3 separate regions of the Mus musculus genome follow, and regions 1 and 3 are each linked to region 2. Evidence: chromatin loops called from intact Hi-C (ENCODE). Cell type or tissue: heart. All regions are shown on one strand.

Region 1 (8,000 bases), 81 kb after region 2:
AGGACCCTGTGCTGGGTCCTCCTCCTTCCTTCCTCTTGGTGGTTGATTTCAGGTCTCAGCACTCTGGCTACAGATACTCATTACCCACCACCCAGCCCCAGGCTTCTAGCACTGTGTTGTGGGCAGATTTATGCACTGGCCAGAGCGGGAGGGCCAGCAGTGGGCCAGTCATACTCTGGACAGCCTCTTGAGCTGGCAGAGGCCCCAGCCAAGCCATCACCCTGTCCCTTCCCCCACCCCTTCACTCATTATCAACTTAGGGCTTGTGTACAAACAGCAGCTGGCCTCTTTTGTCAATCTCTCTGCCCTCCCTGCTCCTCCCTGCAATGCTTCCCAACTGGCTCCTCCAATTCCACCCCCCAAGATGACTTAGAAGCTAGAGCCCTGGGGAATCCTTGAGAGGGAGGGAGGCAGCTCCTGTTGTTCTTGGTCCTAAGTTTTCCTTCAATTTGGTGATATTAATCCATCTGGGACACCATAGGAACCAGGGAGGGCAAGGAACCAAAGCAAAGTCAAAAAGGCGGCTATAGGCAAGAAGCATGTATCACTCGCCCTTATGCCTGTTTGCAGAGCATGTTTGCAGAGCCAAACTGCCGCCGGGTCTGTTGTCCTGACTGTGCTCAATGCCCCACATCTTTGTAAGGGGACACGTGGAGATGACCTGCTGCTCCCTTAGACCCCTAGTAAAGGCTTCAACAAAAGTAATTCTACCCGTCTACAGGAAAGGCAGGCAGAGCTATATGGCAGAGAGCCCGTTGTCAACGCCCAGGTTTTGGAGCCGGAGGAACACGAGCTGTTCAGCAGAGGACAGGAGTCCGCCTGGTCAAAAGATGTGTGGAGGCAAACAGTGCACACCTTTAATCCCAGCACCCAGAGGCAGAGGCAGGTGGGGTTCGTGGCCAGCCTGGTCTACAGAGCGAGTTCCAGGACAGCCAGGGCTATACACAGAAACCCTGTCTTCAAAACCAAAAAAAGCAATAAAGGTGACAACACTGTAATCGACCCCATTTTGCAGATAAGAAAACGGTGGCTCCAATTTAGTCAGAGAGAGAGGAACCAAGTCTCAGGAGGAACCAAGGCCGCCAGTGCCGTGTTAGAGATGCTGTTGAAGTTTGGAAAGCCTGAGACTCCACGGTGGGTTGGCCCTGCCTTGATCTGTGATCCCCAGGTCAAGGTAACCGAGTGGGTCACAGTTAAGGATATCCTAGACTCTCTGACAAAAGAGGACCTGCGAGAGGCACCTGCGACTTCCAGGAACGTCACAGGATGCACACCAAAGACGGCCAGGAGTTCGCAGGCGGATGGATATGAGAGCTGTGCATGGGAAAACCCCGCCAGCATAGGCAGCGCAGCTGAGGGCGAGGAAGGAAAGGTGGAGCCAGAGCTGGACCTCTGCCCAGGTCCCGTGCTCCTCCGTGCCGCCGCCACCCTACCTCCCCGCCCCAAACTAAAGCCCGCCTTCCAAAACGCTTTGTCCGGACCCTCCGGAACCACTCAGGGCAGATGAGACTGTGTGCAAGGACACGAACAGGCCACCTGACGGCGAGACCAGGAGGCCCCCTAGCGGGCCCAGCTACGCGGCACATGGCCTGGTCCGCGCGGGCGGAAGTCCTACGGCCGGAGACCCGCGGCTGCCACCGGGCCAGCGGGAACAAAGGACACGGCGGGCAGAAGGTTGGCCGAACGGTGATTGGCGGCTGGTGGGGAGTCCGGGCCGAGACGGGATTGGTTGCGGCCTCGGCACCAGCCCCGCCCCTCGAAGCCGAAATCTGAGCTCCTAGCAACTCCCCCGCCCCCGGGCCCCCCTGTGCGGACCTGCTCCGTAGGCGGCCATCTGCACCCGCGAGGGCGCCTACACAGGCGTTGGGCTTGCATCCCTGCGGTACCCGGAGAGCTATGTACCAAACTACCCGCCCTCCTCCCTGCTGCAGGAAGGGGGTGTCAGGACCGTGTAGCGAGTTCCAGACACCGCCTCCTGGAGAAGCTCGACGGCCACTGTAGTGACAGGGTGCACGCGTGAAGAGACCGGATCCCGGGAAGCTGTCCCGAGGGTGGTGGCTGTACTGGGAGAAGGGCCAGAGAACAGGGATCACTCAAAGAGTGGGGGCCAGGGTAAGACAAGGAAGTGGAGGAGGCCATAGTCTGAAAGTCAAGTCAGGGAAGTCTGACTGGATGGCCCTGTAAGTCCGAGAGTAGTGATGGAGCTCTACCCCCAGAACCCCAGCCAGGCTTGAGGCACGAGGGAGAGCGAACCAGGTTCCTTTACTAGCCAGGCCACCGCAGAGTGGTTAAGAACATGAGGAGGGGCCTTTCTCAACAAGGTTCCCCTTTCCCAGATGCTTAAGAGGTGAGAGGGGTGGGGCTCTGGGCCCGGCCACCAATCACAGCCTCTACTCCACTTTGAATCTGGGTTGGCGGGCGCGGGCTGCAGGCCGCCAGGTGTGCTGGGGCCCTCTTTGTCCCCACTTCGTCTGCCCAGGCACGTCCCATTCCACCCCCATCCTTCAAGAGCCCCAGGGCCCGGTCTTGCTGGTTCCCCTCTTCTCCCCGTACACCATCCCCCCCTTCCCGGTAGGAACCTAAAACTGGACTCAGGTCAGGGTACCTTGCAGGCTTGGTGACCAGTCCTCTAGAGTCCTCTTGTACAGGGATCATAATCCACTAGAGGCAGGCAGTTTCTCCACAGCTGGCCACCAAGGGCCTGATGGTGCAGGGGTGGAGGTCGGTCGGGGAGGAACTTTATACCAAAACTCCTTGAAGAAAGAGAAGGCCAGGGAGACTCAAATTGGTGAGTTAGATCCCCAGGACTCACTCATATAATGAAGTTAGAGAACTCAGAAATTGTCCTCTAAACATGGTCTCTATAGTGGGTGTGTGTGTGTAAATATTTGTAAAAAATACGCCTTTTTTTTTTTTTTTTTTGGTATAGAATAGAGTTTATTCAGGTCATCGGAGGGGAGTTAAAAGGCTAGTAGAGGCAGAGGAGAGAGTAGAATAGTAGAGGCTTGCCGTGACCACGTGCTGAGGGGGGAAGGGAATGGGGAGGGAGGGAGCAAGAGGGTAAGAGCAAATAGGCTCTTTTTAAACCCCAGGGCTACTCCATGCATAAGATGTGTATGCCTGTCTAGCCACACACAAGCCCCTTAAGGCTGTGGTTCCTCAGCTGTGAGTGAGATGTGGGGTTGTGTTCCAGGCTGCTGTGAAGATTAAGTGGGATCCTGAGGAGGGATCTTTGTTAAAGGGAAAGCCTGCAATGTGCTCAAGTATGCATAGGTTACCAGAGCCCAGACGCATGCGAGGAGCCAGAGCCCAGCAGCCAGCCAGCCAGCCAGGGTGGGCCTCAGCGCCTGACCTATCTCAGAGGGAGAGGGTGCCAGTAAGAACTAAGCCAAGTCCCATGAATAATCCCTGAGCCCCTCAACCCTAACAGAAGGAAGCCGGGGTTTGGGCTCCTCACACCATTTCCATGCCCTCTAGGTTAAGTGGTGGGGCAGAGGGAAGGGGCTCTTTCCAGGGTGCCCGGATGACAGGTCTAGACGCTGCACACATCACGCCCCTACCCCACCCGCAGCGCTCTCCGCTCTCCTTCCGCCTCTAAGCTCTGGCAGAAATGCCCGTCTTCCCCCCCCCCCCCCCCCCACGTCCCTCCAGTTTGCCTCCCCTAGCTTCTCAAGGCTCTCTCCTCCCAGGTGCCACGGGATTATTATTGAACCATGTCTTGAGCACCAACATTACCTAACACACACTGTAGCCAGGATGAAATGAAAACTATATCTTGTCCCTTCTCTAATAAAATGCTCTGAACTGTGCGCTGAGGTGCACTCCTGTGATCCAAGCATTTAGATGGCAGAGATCGGAGGACCAGGATCCTTGAAGCCAGGATGGACTAAAAAAGACTATTTCAAAATACCTAAAATGAAGGTCTCGAGTCTGTCAATGTCTCCAGTCTGTACGTATGTGCTTCCCTCAGCCTCCTAGCCATCTTTCCTCCTCCACCTTCCTTCTCTGTCACAACATTGGGGTTAGTGCGCTTTTAGACATGTCTAGTGGAGTAAGGTTTTTGGATGGAGGCTGAACTGGCCGGATTTTTTCAATGCTCAACCGCCCCCTGGTGGTCATTTTGGGCATTGCAGGCCTTAGCAATCTTCAGACTGAGTTCAGAAGACAGCCTCAGGGTAGGGAAGGTAGGAGGTTACCTGGCAGTCTGCCACTCTAGAGGAGGGAGATTCCAGAGCTGTGGCCCTACAGGCTCTTGGATCAGCATGGCTTTTCACCTCCCTTTTCACCAAGATCCCCTTTAGTGTGTGTGTGTGTGTGTGTGTGTGTGTGTGTGTGTGTGTGTGTGTGACACAGGCACACTTGTGCACATATGTACTTGTGTGAACTGTTCCCCGTGCACAGGAGGCCAAGTGTTCAACTGTGTCTGCACGGAACAGATGGCAGCAGCAGATTCCGCCTTCAGAAGATGTTCGTGTGGGTGGAGCTGTGTGTGATCAAGCCAGCATCCATGTGTCTGTCCCCAGCCTCTGAGCCTGTTACCAGGCAGGAACCTGAGTCTGAGAATGCTGAGGCCTGCCTGCCCTGCCAGGAAGCTGAATGAGGCCTGCAAGCCTGTCACTGGAACAGATCCAATAGATTGCCATTGGTTCTAGGGGGTCTAGGAAGACCAACACCTAAGTCCTAAATCTTCTTGCCCGCCCCCTGCTGGTGACAGACGGAGGCTGGCTTTCTCCCTTACCCTCACAGTCCATAGGTACCATGTGTTAGATGTGACTGGCCTGTCATTGTTCACACTCTATTCCTCCTGGGCACCTGCTGGACATGCTCCCAGGATAGGGAGTTCAAGGCATATGCCCTTATTTGTGAGTTTAGACATCTGCCCAGTCTCCTGGTTGTTTAGTCTGTTTGCCCGTGATTGATAGTAAGCTGCCGTGAAGGGAAGCCTGAGCCAGGTTCTGGGAGTTCTTAGACAAGGAGTTCAACTGCTTTTATCTGCTGCCTCACTTGCTAGTTGGAGAAACCAGAGTGCATGTCTCCTGGAAGTCGAGCCAGGTGTGGTGGGTGGTACATGCCTCTGATCCCAGCACTTGGGAGGCTGAGGTAAGAGGATCTGGAGTTCAAGGTCAGCCTGGGTTACAAAGTGAATTCCAGGCCAGGTCAGCCTAGAAAATAGCGTGAATAAAAATAAATAAATAAATAGAAGAAGGAAGGAAGGAAGGAAGGAAGGAAGGAAGGAAGGAAGGAAGGAAGGAAGGAAGGAAAAGAGCTGAGCCTAGAGCTAGTACAGGCCAGTAATCCTAGGTACTTGGGAGTCTGAGTCAGAAGGATCACTGATTCAAAACTGGACTATACAAGGATCACTAATTCAAGACCCTGTCTCTACAGTCATTAAAAAGGTCTAGAGATACAGTGCAGTGGAAATGTATTTGCCTAGTATGTGTGAGACCTGGGGTTTAATCCCCAAAAACATAAGAATGAAGGATGAGAGCCTTGGGTTGAACGTGGCCATTCTCACTGGGCTCTGCCCTGTGCTTCCCATGCTCATGTCTCTGTGTCCTGTGACCCATAGCCACATATAAGACCGATTCCTGCAGCTCTGGGACTAGCAGCAGTTTCCCGAGCTGAGAACGATGTACAGTTCCTGGGTTGCTGTCTCCTTTGCTCCATGCAGACAACAAACACAGACTTGACTTCCTAATATCCAAGCTGCTCTGGGTAAGCCCAGGTACTTAGGGGAGTGAAGGGGCCAGAAGTCTGAAGCAAGTTCTCTCCAGCTTCCAGCCTTGGCATATTTGGCCACCTGGGGGAGCCCTCTGTCCCCTTCAGTCAGAGGAGTGGAAGAGGGGTGTGTGGAAACAGGAACCCATCTGTTGTCAGCCCCTACATACGAGACTCTGAATGAGGATACCTAGCAAGAACCAGGCCTGAGAAGGGTGACTTTCTTGGGAGCCTTGGCATCACAAAGAACATGCAGCAAGCACCTCTAAATGTGATCAGGGAGAGAAATTCAATGAGGCTGGGACCCCCAGATTCCTGAAGCTCTGAGGAGCTCACCCTTGGTTCTTTGGCCTTGTACTGCCATTAAGATGATTGAAGGAATCACTAAGATCCTGTCTCAAAAGTCCTAGGTAGAGACCCGGAGATACAGCTTAGTTAGTAAAGTGTTTAAATGCAGGTCTGAGTTTGACTCCCTAGTACCACATAATCTGGACCTGTAGAACAGGTCTATATAGTCTCAGCATTTGGGAGGTGGTGGCAAGATAATCAGAAGTTTAAGGTCATCTTCAGCTACATAGTATGAGGTCAGCTTGGACAACATGAGACCCAGTCTCAAAACAAAACAAAACAAAACAAAACAAAACAAAACAAAACAGGACCCAGGTAGAGGGCTTGCCTAGCATGTGCAAGGCCCTGGATTTTCTATCCCAAACACCATTTCAAAAAAAAAAAAAGGCCAGGTGTCCTAAGAATGGAGAGCAATGGAGAGATTATGGCTGACATCACCTTTATGGGGTGGCTATGAGAGAAGTTACTGAGACAAGTGAGAGGCACCTCTATTACTCAACACAAGAGGGATCTGGGTGGCTGCAGGTTGACAACAAGCATCAGACAACATGGAGGTTAGAGTCAGGTGCCCTTGAGTGGGGATGGTAGAGGGGTGGAGCAGAGCCCAACATCACCAGCCCTGCCTGAAGGGGTCCCTTACAACCTGCCTTCTCCACTGCGGGTTCTGAGAACTATCCACAGGCAGTGTGGATACCCAACAGTGGTGGACTGAGACGGGGACCTTTTTGGTAGTTCAGGGTTGTAGTGTCTTGGGTACCCTCTTTGCCCCATCTGCCATGGAACCTGCTCCCCATCTGTTCATATACACTCCCAGACTTCTAATGAGGTTCCTCTGCAGAGGAGCTCTGAGGCCATCTCTTCCTCCATCTACGTGGGAAGTAGCTACCTCTGTAAGCACAGGACAAAGGTGGTGTTGCTAGCTGGTACTTGGGAGCCCCTTGCCTGGCCCAGTTTGCTCCTGAAGCCTGGGGAACAGATGGCCTGGCCTTCCCTGACTGTTCCACAGTAAACCCCAGGGGAGCCCCTTGCTCCTCCTCTCAACCCCTCTGGTGTTCCTACTAACCCTTTAGAAAGCAGTGAGCTGAAAGAGACAACATCTGGGGCTCCCCAGGGCCTCAGTGGCCCAGCTGCCTGCCTGCCTGGCCCAGTGCTGGTGTAACCCTGTCTAACATCTTTGATGCAAAGTCCTAAGCTTGGCTCCCTCCCACTCCAGGGTATTTCCTGCAATAAATAAATAAATTTTCTACAATAAATAAATAAGAACCCTATAGACTTAGTATTTAACATCTGCCTGAATCTGTGCTGTTCTCATTAGAGAGGGTGCTACCCGCAAGCTACCCTATCCACAGAACCAGCTACACCCCAGACTGAAAGTATTTCTCTCAGGCAAGGATGCCATGGAGCCCATGTCAATTTCATTGCGCAGGGAACCGGCCTGAACTTAAGAAAGAGAAGACATGTCCCCTGAAGGTCAGTGCCCTGTGCTTAGCCCACTACTGAGGACACTCTGGTATCTGGCCATTAAGCACTTGTTTGGACATCTGGGCGTGGCTGAACCTTGTCAGAAAAGAAACCCACACGATTTACATAGGAGGCTACATTTGCATCTCACACCCAGGCTCAGAACTTGTCCTTCCCAGCAAGCTTGGCTCTTTCAGAATGGAAAAGTTACACATTAACTATCATCACCCTGAACTGCCTGCACAGCTAGGACCAGAGCCCAGCCTCCACCTTGGCTTCGGGAGTCTCTCTGGGGTTCTTTGGAAACTCAGGCAGCCTGCCTCTGAGAATGCAGATGTTGGGAAGTCAGGAAGAATCCAGTAGTCCTTTGAGTCCTAGGCCTGAACAGCATGTGATTCCCTGAGCAGGAGCAGCTAGAAAGATAATGACTACAGAGATAACACAGGGAACTTGTCTCCAGGGCTAGGGACAGG
Region 2 (8,000 bases):
GTAAAACATGAGGCTTGAGGAGAGGAGTGTGCCCTTGGTGATTCTAGGGTCCAAGTAGTAGCCGTCACCATCACTATCCTGGGCCAAAAACCCACCCCTTTGGCTGAACTTTCCCTACAAGTGTGCCCTCAGGCAACAGCGGCTCCCCTGGGGTTCCGAAAAACAATAAGCCTAATGGCAACACTACTTAGTGAACTATTCTATGTGACCGTTGTCCATATTTATTTTGTCAGGTTCTTATAAAACTATGACCTGTATAAAATATTATCATTTTCCGAGTATGCTAACAACTAAGGCTAACAGTCTAAGTCAGTAAATGGCAATGTTGTAATCCAGGCTCTCTGAAGGCAAAGACGATGTTTTTTGTTTTGTTTTGTTTTTCGAGACAGGGTTTCTCTGTATAGCTCTGGCTGTCCTGGAACTCACTTTGTAGACCAGGCTGGCCTCGAACTCAGAAATCCTCCTGCCTCTGACTCCCGAGTGCTGGGATTGAAGGCGTGCAGCACCACGTCCGGCAGATGAAGGGTTTTTTAAGACTATTATAGTACATTGAAATTAATCATTTCTGGCCAGACAGTAGTGGTGCTCACCTTTGAATCCAGCACTCAGGAGGCAGAGACAGACAGATATGAGTTCAAGGCCAGCCTAGTCTGCAGAGTGAGTTCCAGAACAGCCAAGGCTACACAGGGAAACTCTGTCTCAAAAAAAAAAAAAAAAAAACCTAAAAAAAATAAATTTTTAAAAAATAAAATGGAACTAGAAAGATGGTGCAGCAGTTAAGTAGAACACCTGGGTTCAGTTCCCAGCACACACATAGCAGTTTACAACCCTCCATAACTCCAATTCCAAGGTATCAGACATGGTATTCTTCTGACATCCAAGAAAACCAAGCACACATAAGATGCACATACTCACATGCAAGCTTAACATTCATGCACATAAAATTAAATAAATAAATCTAAACTTTTTTTAATCTGTACTGGGGATGGGAGTAGTGGTGTGGTAAAGCTCTTGCCTAGTCAGCCATAGGAAAGGTTCTGGGTTCAATTCCTAACACAGATACAACAAATAGATTAATTTACATATCAAAAGACACAAGTAGGAGATGAAGACCTACCACACCCTTGGAAAAGATATTTGCAAAGTATGTGTCAGAAAAAGGAATCAGTAAGACTACATAAAGAACTGCAAATCAGGGGACTGGAGAGATGATGGCTCAGTGGTTAAGAGCACTGACTATTCTTCCAAAGGTCCTGAGTTCAATTCCCAGCAACTACATGGTGGCTCACAACCATCTGTAATGAAATCCAATGCCCTCTTCTGGTATGTCTGAAGACATTGACAGTGTAGTCACATATATAAAATAAATAAAATTTTTAAAAATAATTACAGCCGGGCGTGGTGGCGCACGCCTTTAATCCCAGCACTCCAGAGGCAGAGGCAGGCGGATTTCTGAGTTCCAGGACAGTCAGGGCTACACAGAGAAACCCTGTCTCAGAAAAACCAAAAAAAAAAATTACAAATCAGTAGGAAGACAAATGCCTAATTTCAAAAAGTAGGCAAAAGCCTTAAAAAGTCACATTGACACAAAGACCATTCAAGGTTAAGGTGGACAGCATCAGAAAAATAGAAATGCATACTTTAACGAAATACCGTGTTTAGCCAGAATGACTAAAATTATAAAGACTTATGATAAATATGCAGGGTTAACAAGAATGAGCAACAACTAGAACTTTCCAACACAGCAGGCAAAAGCCTCAGTTCCATGATCACTTTGAAAAACTAGCACTATCTACTATCACTGACCATGCATATGTTCTACAAGGCTAACAACTCTTTTCCTAAAATCTGCGCAAAGTGTCCACAAAGGAAGCATACAAGAATGCCCAGTTCAGCCGGGCGCACGCCTTTAATCCCAGCACTTGGGAGGCAGAGGCAGGCGGATTTCTGAGTCCGAGGCCAGCTTGGTCTACAGAGTGAGTTCCAGGACAGCCAGGGCTACACAGAGAAACCCTGTCTTTAAAAACCAAAAAAGAAAAAAGAAAGAAAGAAAAAGAGAAAGAGGAAGAATACCCAACCCAATTCATAACATATCTCATAAGATAAAACTCAGATCCCCATCAACTCTCTCAGAGATGAACTGTGACTATACATACAACTTGCCATTGGAAAAAATGCTACAAACACATGTCAGCTATATGCCGCACATACTGCATAATCACGTATAAGTGAAATCCACATACAAATTCAAATACACATAAAATATCCACATAGCCATAAAGCCAGGAAACAAGTTGATTGCCTGCAGATATGCGGATGTATTATGGTGGAAAAGGGCATACGTGGTAGCTGCTGGGAAGGCTCTGCTTCTTGATTTGGGTGATACTTATGGGTGTGTATATCTTCTCTCACCCAATGTATGGCACATCTCATTAACAAAGATAATTCAGGATTAAAAAAAAAAATTAACATGAGGGGAAAATCCTCAACCTCTGAGTAAGAGGTTCTCAGCCTTCCTAACGCAGAGACCCTTTAATACAGTTCCTCATGCCGGGCGTGGTGGCGCACACCTTTAAGCCCAGCACTCGGGAGGCAGAGGCAGGCGGATTTCTGAGTTCGAGGCCAGCCTGGTCTACAGAGTGAGTTCCAGGACAGCCAGGACTACACAGAGAAAAACCCTGTCTCCCCCCCCCCCCAAAAAAAAAACAACAAAAAACCAATTCCTCATGCTGTGGTGACCCCCATCCCTAAAATAATTTTCATTGCTACTTCAGAACTGTAATGTTTCTACTGTATGGATCATAATGTAAACATTTTTGGAGATAGCGGTTTGCCAAAGGGATTTTTGACCCACAGTTTGAGAACCACTGCTTTAAGTTCAAATGTCATTTCCACCATGAAGTTTTGCCAGCTGTTAAAGGCACGTCACCAGAACCTCTAAGGCATTCTCCACTTGATCTTGACTAAAAGGCCAACAAGTAATCCTCTGTGGCATTCTGATATCTTTTCTTTTATGCCACTTGTCAACTCCATCTTGAATCTCCTTATCTCCCTAATCAGTTATGTATCTTCTGAATAACAGTGGCCTATCTTTTACTTAATTCAGTACCCAACCAAAACCAAAAACCAAAACAAGGTTTGTTGAGTTACTTGGAAGAAAAACAAACAAAATGGGTGGGTGATCAAATGGGTGGAGTGGGAACAAGAACAGGAAAGAAGGCCAGAGGAAGGACACAGGCGTCTCCAAGGAAACAGAGGGTTAAACCAACTTTATCTACTTTCTGGGGGAAAAACAATCATTAAATGTCAACTTGAATGTCAAAAAAGCAAATAAAAATAGCAAGACCTATCTAGTCTGAGGATAAAGGACTGTCACACCAGCTCCTTTCAGGAAATCCATGAAATAAATGCTTTCCTATTTTCTGGGTGTTTCAACACTAGTTCAGAAACTGTTCATTAAGGAGAAAAACAATCACATTGCCATGCTTCTAAAAATATTACCTCCCTAGTGTAGTGTAGATACTAGATGACAGGTCAGTAGATGTAAAGCCAGATTTTAACTGTGTCAATTTGCTGTGCTCTCTGGCCAGTCTCTGCCTCACCGGGTCTCTATTTCCTCATATTTAAAAACAAAAGATAAAGAGATTGGATTGGCAAAATCTTTTAAGTCTTCCTGTACTAACATTGAGTATAAACAATCTTTAGCTCACCCAGTCCAAAGCAGAAATATAACATAAACCCTGCAAAACAAGTAAAAATGAACTCCAGACTAATAAACTAACACTATTTGAGGAGGTCATTTTGTTCTGTTATCTCTCGTGGCTTAATATGTGGTTTTGTTGGTGGTTTGCAGTCTTACCATGGTTTGCAGACTCCTGAGTTCCATGTAAACAGAAGTTAACTGTCGGTGGGTTGTCACGTCTCCGGGGTAAAAGAAGACCTTCCTGCTGGGTTTCAAGTAACAGGATTCAGAAACCAACCCCATAGGAGGATTTCAAATATGTGCACACTGCTCGGCACACTGGAACCCAAGTTAAAAAGATGGAGCGCATAGTATGCTGGGACTTGTAGTCCCTGGCCTCTAATGGTGCGCTGGGATCGCCTGTGCTCTCTGGGATGCTGGGAAATGTAGTTTCTGCCACCTTGTACAGTGCAGCCTGCCATAGTCTCAGACCACTAGTGTGCCCGGCAACAAGAGCAGGCATCTCAAACGCCTCTGAAGATTTCAAGCCATCGCTCCTCTGGGACAAACTCTAGGCAACAACACGAAAGAAAATTCTGTCCTCCGGGACTCTCCAAGAGGGCCTTTCCCACTGACGCTCTCCGTCCCCGAGCGAAGCCGCTGAGCGTTGCTATTGGCTACTCAAGATGCCAATCGCCAAGGCTGGCTTGTCATTGGTTTCAAGGCGGGAGCTCCACGACTAGAGGGAAGGAGAAGGGATCAGGAGCGGGAGCTGAGGGGAGGGAGAGGCCGGTTCGGGTCTGGCCGCCACCGCTGTTCACCTGAGGTGTCCGGCCGGGCTGCGGCTGTCCTCGGTTCCTGGGTACCGTCTGCGAGGCCCCGCGGAGCCAGCGTGGGAGGGCCGCGGGCGGCAGGCGCCGCATCATGTCAGCCAAGGACGAGCGGGCCAGGGATATCCTGAGAGGCTTCAAACTGTATCCGCCCGGGAGCAGGGGCGGGGCTGGGAGGAGGCCGTGGCTCTAAGGAGCCAGGCTTTGGCAGGGGCGTCAGGTGGGCACCGGGGAAGAAGGGCTACGAGAAGGGGCAGGAAAGGAACTGTGTGCCGGGCCCCCGGGAGGGACCGCGAACGGGAGGCAGGCACAGGGGCACCCTGAGGGAGAAAGGGGACGTTGATGGAGCCTGGGGGGGGGGGGGGGCGGGGGGGAGGATGGAGGTGGAGGAGCCCCGGGACCTGGCTACTGCGAGAAGAGTTCCCATTTGAAATTAGGGTCCTGAAGGCCGGGAGGCCAGAAGGGGGCTGCAGTCCCCACGCAGAGGCTGAGGGAGTGCAGCAAGCTGGCCTCCTAGCCTGCCTAGGAGCGACTTTGGCGGGAAGCCCAGGGTGGGAGCAGGAGAAAGTGACTCCAAGCAAGTGACCTTGTATGTGGGGGATAATGTACCCCATCCCACCCCACCACACACACATCCGTCTTGTTTTCACAACTTTTCTTCCTCACTTGTGGCTTCTTATAGGGCTGGAGTAGTGGAGAGGTGGGGAAAGAGAAATTAAAGACGGACCCCATCTTAACACTTTGTTGGCCTTTGGAGCATTAACATCTCAAGTTCTCTTTCCAGCGAGATGAGAAATAGGAGGTGTGTGAGATGCATGAGGTACTTTGGTTTTGAACCGACTCCCGGCAAAATTATCTTTGGCATTGCTGAGGTTAACGCTTTATTATGGTGAAGCTGTTCACAATTACTTGATTGTGTTGAGGACACCATATGATATCAGAATTCGTTGTTTCGGTGGACTTGGTGTTGAATGCCTGTGATCCCAGTACTTGGGAGATGGAAGCAGGGGGATCCAGAATTCAGGTCATCCTCAGAGTTTCATAGAGTTCAAGACCAGCCTTAGTTATAGGAGACCCTGCTTCAAAAAGGAAGAAAGTGAGAAGCCAGAGGAGGAAAAGAAACCATTGCTTCAGGCCTGTTGTAGCTACACTGTGACTTTTGCAACCTCTTTATATAGAGAGAGAAAACTTCGAAGCGTTTGTTTTATTTTGGAGACAGGGTCATACAGTGTAGCTCTGGCTGACCCAGAACTTGATGTGTAGACCAGGCTGTCTACCTGTCTCTGCCTCCTGAGTGCTGGAACTGTTAGAACTCAGGGTGTGGCCAGCACCTTCAGCTAGAAGCTGTGTGTTTTGATGGACTATTTGTCACCATAAAATGCAGATGAAATATATTCCAGTTTTACATTCTGTTGACCTTAATCTCTGCTGTACAATATGGAATATTCCTAAGTGCCTCCCTTTGTGGGATGTAACCATCATTTACCCAGCTCCTGCCTCTGGAGGTTTAGGCTTCCCTAAACTGGTTCTCTGAACAACCTGTTGCATTGTCTCAAGACCTGTTTCACATCTTCCAATATCTAATTGCTTGGCTATGGTTAGAAACTAAGGTGAACGTAAATTCTAGAATTCATACAAGGCATGATTAAATCATGGTTATAACCCCAGCACTTGGTGACTGAAGCAAGAGATTGTCATGTGTTCAAGACCAATCTAGGCTGACTCCAAAAAAAGAATGAATCAAAAACAACACCACAAGAACCACGTACCACTGTGTGAACAGTGGTGAACGGATAGACTGGAAGCATAAACGGGGTCATGGGTTTCTGTGGCCCCAAGGGGAAAAACCAACCCAGGAAGTTTTGGGTGCAAAAGGAAAACCCTTCAAGTAAAAACTATACCGAGGTTTTGTGGGGTTTGTTTTTGAGTGTGAGCAAGTAGGGTGCGTTGAGAAGTGAAGAAACAGCTCTCTGCAACTGGCAGGGATTGGAAAGTGAGTCGCCCTGCTGTGCTTTGTAAACACAGAAGGCTGTATCTCCTTACACACTGACATTCAGGATAAACCCTCAGTGGCTTTCCATAGTGAAGTTTAGTAACAGACTCTTCTGTAGTTCCCTGTCTGCTTGGGATAAACGAATATAGCAGGAAACTGTGGATTTTGTCACTTTTACTCTTGACATGAACCTGTTGAGATAAAGGCTAATGGACAAATATAGAAAACACTATAAAGCTAGATGTGGTGGCACACACCTTTAGTCCCAGCACTCAGGAAGCAGAGGCAGATGGATCTCTGTGAGTCTGAGGCCAGCCTGGTCTGCAAATCGAGTTCCAGGACAACCAGGGCACACAGAAAAACCCTGTCTCAAAAACCAAAAAGAAAGAGAGAGTGTGTGTGAATCAGCCACTTAAGTAATGATGTGAGTGCTTCAGGAAACAGGCTTTCAGGGAAAGCTTGACCGGAGCTGATTAAATTATAAAGCAAAGGGAAATAGCCACATAGCAGTTAGCACAGGAGGAATAGAGTGCTCATCCTCCGGTGTCCTTTGTTGACATCTGAAAATGAAAAGACGGAAAATGGGGCTGGAGATACAGCTCAGTAGTTAAAAACTTAAGGATGTGAATTGCTCCTGTAGAGGGCCTGGGTTTGATCCCCAGCACCCACAGGCAGTTGGTTAACTGAATTCCAAGGATCTAACACCCTCTTGCACCTGCCCATATGTGGCACATATAAACTCATGTAAGCACACACACACACACACACACACATATATATATATACACACACACACATATAAGTAATAAGTTTTTAAAAGAGAAAGAAAACAGGAACTAGATGGCTTTTCATTCCCATTTTTTAAAAAAGATAATTTTATGTTAGAAACAACTTGATCATTCACCACTTTTGGTTGGATAATTTTTCTCTGAACTGTTTTCAGATTGTTTCTTTAAAAAAATTGTATTTACTATTTCCTTAATTACTTTCTGTTGCTATGATGAGACACTGTGACCAAGGGAGGAACTTAGAGAAAAAGGGGGCTTATGGTTTCAGAGGGTTAGCGGCTGTGACCGCCATGATGGGGAGCCTGGCAACAGGTAGGCAGACATGGTACTGGACCTTATATCTAATCCACAAATACTAGGCTCAAACTGCTAACTGAAACCTTGAGGGTTTTTGAAAGCCCAAAGGCCAATTCCCAATGACACACCTCCTCCAACAAGGCCACACCTCTTTGCCTCTTTTTTTTTTAAGATTTATTTATTGTTTTATTTAAGTACACTATAACTGTCTTCAGACACAAGGGAAGAGGGCATCAGATCTCATTACAGATGGTTGTGAGCTATCATGTGGTTGCTAGGAATTGAACTCAGGACCTCTGGAAGAGCAGTCAGTGCTCTTAACCACTGAGCCATCTCTCCAGCCAAAGGCCACACCTCTTAATCCTCCCCAAACTGTTCCACAAACTGGGGAGTAACCAAACATTCAAATA
Region 3 (8,000 bases), 120 kb before region 2:
TCATTCGAAAAGAAACAGCTATCATAAATACTTTCCATTAAAGAATCCAGATTTTAGTCCAACAAAAACCTTCCCACGAGGACACTCCAAACCAGATAGAAACAGTAATAAATACTGATAACAGGTAAGGAAAAAGAAATATCAACTGCATACAAAGTATAACAAAAAACTGAAGGAAAGGGACCGTTTCCTAATTCATCAGGGCTTCCAAATTTATTACTGGTAAACCAAATAGAAGATTTAAAAAAATATAAACTATTTTGCCCCAACTGTGTGAATGAAGCCCAGAGATTAGTTGATGGCTTTGAGCTGAGTGATGGAAGACAGGGACGTTAGGAGCAATGCACAAGTCCACTCACTTAAACAAAGGGGCCAAAATTATGACAACAGACAGCAGAAAGATGGTTGCCAAGAGCAGGCGAGAAGAGAGCGGATTTCTCTAGACCTACGCTACGCTTCACTGAAACGTTACCCCCACTGAACTAAACACTTGGAAGTGATTAGGTGTCTGTGGATGGACGCATGCACCTGGAAACCAGCAAGTCAACCTTAGGTTACCCTCAGAAGCTGTCTGCCTTGGTTTTCATTTGGGAGGGCTCGGGGGCTGCTTTGTTTTGCTTGGTTTTCTTTTGTTCTAAGCTAGTCTCTCACTGGGACCTGGGGTTCACAGATCACAACAGAACACAAGGATCTTTCTGTCTCCTGAGCACAGCTATTACAAGCACATGACACCAGGTGTGGGTTTTACATGGCTGCTTGGGATATGGATCTCAGGTCCTCGTGTGCTGCAAACACTTCACCAACTAAGCTAATCCCCAGCCTGACAGTAGGCTTTATATTATGTGGTTTACTACAACTTTAAAAAAAAAAAGAGTTTAAAAAAAAAGTCACAAAAACTGGTTTCCAAGCAGTAGTACTGATTAAAATTACTTCTAATCAACTAGCCATAATGATCTCTTTTATATTTTTGGTTAGGAGTCTAGCCCTTAAAAGTTGAGCCATCTCTTCAGCCCCAATTCTTTTTTTTCCCAAATAAAAGAAAAATGAGTACATCTTGCAAGTGGGATATGGAGACTTCTCAAATTATAATAAAGCATGAGAGGCAATGAGATGGCTCAGGAAAAAATGCATTTGTCACAAAGTCTGACCACCTGAGTTCAATCCCCAGAGACCCACCTGGTAGCAGGAGAGACCCCCACAAGCCTACACACACACACACACACACACACACACGCACACGCACACGCACACGCACACACACACACAAATAGATGTAAATTTAGTGGTTTTTTTATTAAAATTTACAAAATATAGGGAGCAAGTTGAAGAACAAGGAATGGGAAAACAATACAAAGGCTAACCAGTGGTAGAAACACAAAGCATGCTATTCAGACACAAACACACTATGTCATCCCAACCCAACACACAGCCTAAGTCCCTAAGTAGAACCTTCCATAGAGGCTTCTCTTTATTCAAAGCACAAAGAAAAATTCAGCTTGCCTACAGGGTCCAGCAGAATCTGGACCCACGCCACTGCTCCAGCCCTCTGTCCTACCAGATTGTTCCATGTGGCCCCAGCTCCCTCTCTAAAGCTGTACCTTCTGTCCCTGGTCCTCTCCAGCCACTCTGCCAGCACAGGGTCTCTGCCCTGCTATCTTCAGTGAGACTGGAGCACTTCCTTTCCCACGCATCCCGAATCTCTCCATTCATATGCTGCATTTGTGACTTCCCTTAACATATCACAACTGCAGCTATATTGTCTGCTAAAGACAGAAGTCACATCTGAATTCATTCTTAACTCCACAGCCAAGCACAGCACCTGCTGAAGGACTGCTAAGGTCTTCCTACAGCTTAAGTCAAGCAGAGCATCAAAGACGGATAAGCTACACACACACACACACACACACACACACACACACACACACACACAGGGTTGGGGGGTCATACCATAGATAAAACATAGTAATTGGTTGCTGAGTAACCATTGTTTTTGCTGTCTCCTGACACAGCGCCTGCTACACATTAAACACTCAAAAATAAAGAATATCAGTCAAAGAGCAAAATTTCCACAAGACTCTTAAGTCTCACGTATTAAACAGTAACTCTGCTTAAACTGTTGTGTTTTACATAAAAATAAGACTGACTGCAGAAGCAAAAGATCTAGACGGGGTAAGAACATGGTGTGTTCTTAAAGAAATGGATCAGGATCAGAGTGACTTTAATTTTTTAAATAAGAACTAAACCACGTGAAAACGTTTCCCAAGCCCTAAAGAATATTATTTACAAAATTATTTCATTCGCTCAGTTCCCTCCAATACATAGTGTATCTATCCTTTAGAGGCAAATCAACTATGTTCCTAAAAGTCCCACCCCCTAACCTACTACACAGCACTGAATACCTACCACATAGATTGTATTTAATCATATGTCATCTTCTTGTTTTCCCAATGGTGGAATGTGTACAACCTCGTATGTCTTCTAAAACTTATTTCAAGTGCATTAACACTACAGGTGCTTAGTACTGAAACTAAATGATACCATTTTCAATGATGAATCTCAAAAGGCTCCTGAATTTTATTCCTAAATAATTCTGCAAATTGTTCACAGCTATGTTTTCACGCCATCATTCTATTAAGAACAGCAATGTCTAAGGTCTTTTTGGTGTCACTTGTCCAAACTCAAAAGAGGTTTTCGGTGCCACTGTTATCTTTTGAAGTGTAAATCAGAGATATATTTACACCTGGCCCTATTTAACGGAGTAAATTTTACTTGCAATCTTTCCCAAGATTAGTCAGGTCCCAGGACGTCCCTTCTGTATAAAACTGGACACCACAACAGCTAAAATACAATATACTGTCCACAGCTCATTCCTAACTGCAAAGCTAACTCCCGGGGAAATAAATGCTCGGTTCAAAGCGTATAGACACCTGATAAAGTCTATATCACTTTGGAAAGCTCGGGTGATCAGCAAGCGCTGCCGCTCATCACTCCGGAGGCACCACAAGCCTATCAGCCTCCATCAGGACCCACGAGAGAACACGTCCCCAGGTGCCCCAAGCCTCGGAAAGTCGCGGCTTCCCAGACACCGACTCCAGTCCCCTCTCCCTCCTCTCGCACTGAACTGAAATATAAAAAGTTAGGGCCCACGGGGCGTGAGGAGCCTGAGGCCGGGTCGGGGCCGGCGGAAGGCGACCAGAGGCGCCGCGGTCGGGCGCCCCGTGAGGCTAGGACGCACGGTCCCGGCCGCGAAACGCGGCGCGGAGGGAAGGCCAGGCCGGACGGCCGGGGCGTGCGCAGGGGGAGGGGGCAGGAGCCTCACCGTCGCTCCCGGGAGGCCGGCGGCGCCGCAGACCCGCAGTTGCTAGGGAGAATGCGCTTCCGGGTCACGAGCGAGCGTTCCGAGAGCGACGGTGGCCGGGTTGAGCCAAGAGCGAAGCGCGGGGCTAGTGGGCGGTGGAGGCGGTGGTCGCTGCAGGACCACGGGATTGAATGAGGGGCGGTACGAGGCTCATCCCGCGTGGGCGGCTCCCGCCTTAGCGACAGCAGCCTTTCTGACTGGGGTCCCTCTCGCGCTATCTGGATCCTAAACCCACCACCCAGCCGTTGTCACGTTGCAGGTTCCACCTGACTTTTGGATGCTCTCAGCACCAACGCCACCACCTTCCTAGTTACCAAGTCTTTATTCATCCAAGCATTGGCCCATCACTCCTTCACTGGACACCTGTACAGGACTAGGTGCATTGTTGGCACGCGCAGGCTGGTAACCAGAGAGGTGACAGTGTCCAGCTAGCTCAGATGAGCGAAGGAAGCTATAAAGCCTGTGCGAGAAAGGCTAGCCTAGGCAAAAGAAGAGAAGAGCAAAGAAACCTCAACCAAGTGGAGGGGGAGAGAAAGTGGGTCAAGCCATGGAATACCTGCAATGTGGTGTTAAGGCTGCAGGAAGGCAGCATGGCCTGATAGGCAAATGGATCAAAAATTGAAAACATGAGGACTCTGAACCACAGAGAAGGAAACCCAAAGAGCGTCCTGGGAAGTATGAAAAGGAAACAAACAAACAAAAAAAGTTAGTGAGGAGCTGGTCACAGCTGCCAACTGTTGTGGAGATCATGTGTTCAGTGATGCCAGTAGAATAATCAAAATTCAATACTACAATGTCAAAGTAGGGAGTGGAGTGCACTTCATTGGACTGTGAGTCTTTTCATGATTGGTTTAACCAGCTGTCTACGTGTGAAGGAGGCAGCTTCGTTTTTCTCCATGTAGCGTCAAGAAAAGAAGATATGGGAAACTTCTGGATTTCTTCCTGCTTTAAGAAGCCCCACCTTGGTATAACTTCCATGCTTGCTTAAGGAATGAGCCTGCGGATTCTTATTTTATTTTATTTTTTCTCGCTCCTCCTCAGATCCTTTCAGAACCCTTAGACAAACTTGCGTGTAAGCAAACCTTGCCTGTTCTAACTGCAGAGAATAAATGGCAGAGGTTTGGGGATTCTGTGACTAGTAAGCAGGATAGTGGAAACAGGGATGGGGAAATCCAGTAGAGACAAAGAACAAAGGATTGGAAAAACAAACAAACAAACAAATGGGGTATGGGTGGGGGGCAGAAATGGGAGGTGAGCTAAGAAAACCAAAAATAAACTCAAGAATAGAATGGCAAGGACAAAGGAAGGAGAGTCAAGATCATTAGTGTCTAAGACCACATTTTGACTGAACATCTGGTGTGAAGGCTGAGTGCATGTACTACCATGACTCCTAAGTCTAGTGAGCCTGTCTTCCTCATGTGAGCTGAAGGAAGTCCACAGCACACTTTGTAGTGGATGGGGGCTAAGAGCCTTGCTCCACATGCCTTTCTGGTCCATGTATAATCCTCCTAGAACAAGGGTGCCCTTAAGCTCTTCCAAAGGATTTAGAAATAATGATTTCCTGTGAAAAACTGTGAGTCTTTTCACAATTGGTTTAACCAGCTGTCTATGAAAGTAAACCAAGTAAACGGTTTTAAATGTGTGGCTGAAGAATACAGGAACGATATAGTCAAGAGAGCTATCTTAATCTATTCTCACTGCAGAAACGAAATACCAGAGACTGAGTGGTCTGTGAGCAGAGGCTGGGAAAGCCAAAATTAAGTCACAGACCCTTGTCAGTGTCTGATGTGAGCCACTTCCTGACTGATCATCAGGAATCTGCTCGCCATATTCCCGAAAGACAGAAAATACAAATACGGACTCTAGAATCTATTACAAGGAGACTGTTCCATTCATGGAGACTAGATGCCCATGACTTAATCATCAATCAATAACTCTGCCTCCCGATACTGTCTCTTTAGGTGTTGGGGAGGTGGGGAAGGACAGACATTCATTTTATAGCAAAGGCCTAGATATAATACAGCAAACCAGGACCAGTAAGTAGTGATGGTTTGATAAAAGTAAGCCATATCACTTGTTTTGTGAATAAAAGGTATAAAGCCACCTCATGATCTAGAGAAGAGAAGGCCCAAACGCATGAGTCGGTGAATTCTGTCTAGCATATACCTTAGAGTGTATTCTGAAGAAGGGTCAGGTGATTCATTAGGCCCCATTTGGTTGGGTTTCTGTTGGATGTCAGTGGTGTCATAAGAAACGGGAAGGCCTAATTAGCTCTACCCTTCAACATGGTAAGCCTAATCTATGTTTGGTTTCTGGGTGATTGACAGTCCATTAATGATGCAAAGTGCTTTGAGAAATGTCTCCAAATACCCAGCATATGAACAGAACCACAACTCCCATGCCCTGCTGGGATATGAAAAGAGCCTCCAGCCTCCAGAAGCACACCAGTTTGATTTTAGGAGGCCTTGTGTCTACACCTTGGTCTTGTCTGCTGTAACAACCATAAGCTGGGAACCTTAAACAACAGAAATGTACACAATTCCTGAAGTTGTGAACTCTAAGGTTAAAGTGTTGGCAGATTGTCTGGTCGGGACCGACTTCCTATTTCCTGCCTTGTCCTGATCAGACAGGAAAAGAACCAGTTGGCTTTCTACATTCTCATAAAAATACCAATCCCATTCTTGATGTCTTCACCCTTGTGTTGCAATCACCTTCCAAAGCTCCAGCTCCTATTACCTTGGACCAGTTTTCAGAATATGAATTTGGAAGGACATAAACCTGCAGTCTGTGACCTTGCTCTTAAACCCCATTTCACTGATGAGTTAAGGACTTAGAAGGAGCCGCTGTTGTCCTAGAGATTTCCAGGGTAGGTTAATCTTGATTATTGACCACCATTGCCTCTGCTCAGGATTCCGTGTTAATACCCACCCAGTCACAACAGCAGGCATTAAGGAGTGGTCGATAACTGCACGTTCCCTATCACCACATCTTTACACATTCTGCCATCAGCTGGTCCCAGAAGTTGTCTTTTTCCATCCATTCAATTCCATTGGCATCAGAGACAGGGAAGAGAGCAGTTACTAAGCAACCTGGGATCAATTAAAAAAAAAAAAGTGTTGTAATCTCAAAGATAAACCCAGGCGACAGAGGCAGCGTGTACATACACATTCGTGGGAGTAAGTGGGTGAAAGAGTGCAGCGACCAAACCAAACGCCACAGGAACTCCAGGGAGATAAGGCAGGACCAGTTCATTCAGCAGCTTGACCTAACTGCTGTGTGCTAATCTCATCACACAGGAGGTAAAGGATCTGGGGAGGGTGTGAAATAGGTGAGAACTGAAACCATTCCAAGAAGCAAAGTAAAGTTATGCTAGCTGGCCTGGAGGGCTCTGGGGAGACTTCAGATCATAAAGACCGCATAGGTGGACTGGGTGCATGGGCAACGAGCTGTGGACAAGCAATAAGGATGTCTCAAGGTCTCACTACCTGGCCCAGCCTCTTCCTCGACGCACCTACACCCACCCAGACCACTGCTTCCAACTGGAAGCCATGCTCTGTATTCTGGTTTTGTTCTTGTTTTACTATATATAAATGCTTGGCTTCTTTCTTTCTTTCTTCCTTTCTTTCTTTCATTCTTTCTTTCTTTCTTCCTTCCTTTCTTTCTTTCTTTCTTTCTAGTATTTAGTTTCTCTTTTCCTTTTAAAATTTTAATCCTTGGGTCTCATTGTTTTACCATTGTGTTCTTTTTTTACCTTATAGGCCCCGTTTAAATTTTTGATCTTGCTAGAGAGATGGCTCAGCAGTTAAGAGCATTGGCTGCTGTTCCAGAGGACCCAAGTTCTCAGCACTTGTGGGCTGGCTCACAACGGTCTGTAGCTCCAGCACCACGTGGATCTTACGCCCTCTTCTGACATCTATGGGTACTACATGCATATAGTGCTGACATACACGCAGGCAAAATACCCATCTGTACACATAATACCGTAAAAGAAAATGAAGAAATAAATATGATTTCTGTCTTTCTAATTATTTTAACTGTCAACTTACCATTTTTTTAAATTGTGTGTATGCACACACTCTGTGTGTGTGTGTGTGTGTGTGTGTGTGTGTGAGAGAGAGAGAGAGAGAGAGAGAGAGATAGAGAGAGAGAAAGTTTCAGGAGTTGGTTCTCGGTTCTCTCCCTCCACCTTTTTAAGACAAGAGTTCTTCTTATTTCTAAACGATGCTTCATATTCTAGCTTAGCTGGCCTGGAAGCTGGCGGATGCTCCCATCTCACCACAGGGATACTAGGATGACAGATGTACACTCAGCTTTTTACACGGGTTCCCAGAATAAAACTCGGGTGGTCTGGCTTGCACAGCAAGTACTTTCTACCCACTGAACCCAATTCTCTCCTAATTTCTTCAGTATATTGTTCCTTTTAGACAGTCTCTTATTATTAGCTTTTTAGTGTTTCTTAATGCTCCACTTTTTTTTTCTCATTCTATACTTTAAATGTGGGTTTTGAGCCCAGCCTGGGCTCAATGAGAACTAGTCTCAAAAGAAAGAACTTTCATTTTTATCCTCTCTAGGCATTGTGTTTTATCTCTCTTCCATCTCTGTCTTATGCATCTCTTTAGATTCTGAGTGGTCTCTTTTAATC

Evidence for each region. A loop is a pair of places that touch in the nucleus more often than their neighbours do. Peaks named below come from ENCODE experiments on the same cell type or tissue, not always from the same donor. Only the 100,000 strongest peaks of a DNase experiment are listed, where the experiment ranks them.
Region 1: a loop joins it to region 2, with 2.4 times the contacts of the local background. A loop is called at or near these places in 2 of 42 quality-filtered maps.
Region 3: a loop joins it to region 2, with 2.9 times the contacts of the local background. A loop is called at or near these places in 2 of 42 quality-filtered maps.

Annotation. Positions count from the first base shown.
Region 1 is chr1:86,497,898-86,505,897 of GRCm38, reverse strand. No RefSeq gene overlaps it. Among named protein-coding and RNA genes, the nearest start is that of Ptma, 25 kb to the left of the region's middle. In heart, CTCF peaks have their summits at 1,569, 4,110 (motif pointing left), 4,730 (motif pointing left) and 5,798 (motif pointing right); DNase peaks (open chromatin) are centred at 237, 1,627, 4,127, 7,097 and 5 weaker places; H3K4me3 peaks cover 3,194 bases; H3K27ac peaks cover 6,370 bases.
Region 2 is chr1:86,578,956-86,586,955 of GRCm38, reverse strand. Pde6d (phosphodiesterase 6D, cGMP-specific, rod, delta) reads left to right here and starts at 4,171. Exons shown (of 5, transcript NM_008801.3): 1 at 4,171-4,656. The coding sequence starts at 4,607. It overlaps Cops7b (COP9 signalosome subunit 7B), which reads right to left and starts at 4,035. Exons shown (of 8, transcript NM_172974.3): 1 at 3,860-4,035. In heart, no CTCF peak of the experiment used is centred here; a DNase peak (open chromatin) is centred at 4,365; H3K4me3 peaks cover 2,337 bases; H3K27ac peaks cover 2,035 bases.
Region 3 is chr1:86,699,191-86,707,190 of GRCm38, reverse strand. Dis3l2 (DIS3 like 3'-5' exoribonuclease 2) reads right to left here and starts at 3,387. Exons shown (of 21, transcript NM_153530.2): 1 at 3,320-3,387. In heart, a CTCF peak has its summit at 3,231; a DNase peak (open chromatin) is centred at 3,360; H3K4me3 peaks cover 1,769 bases; H3K27ac peaks cover 1,322 bases.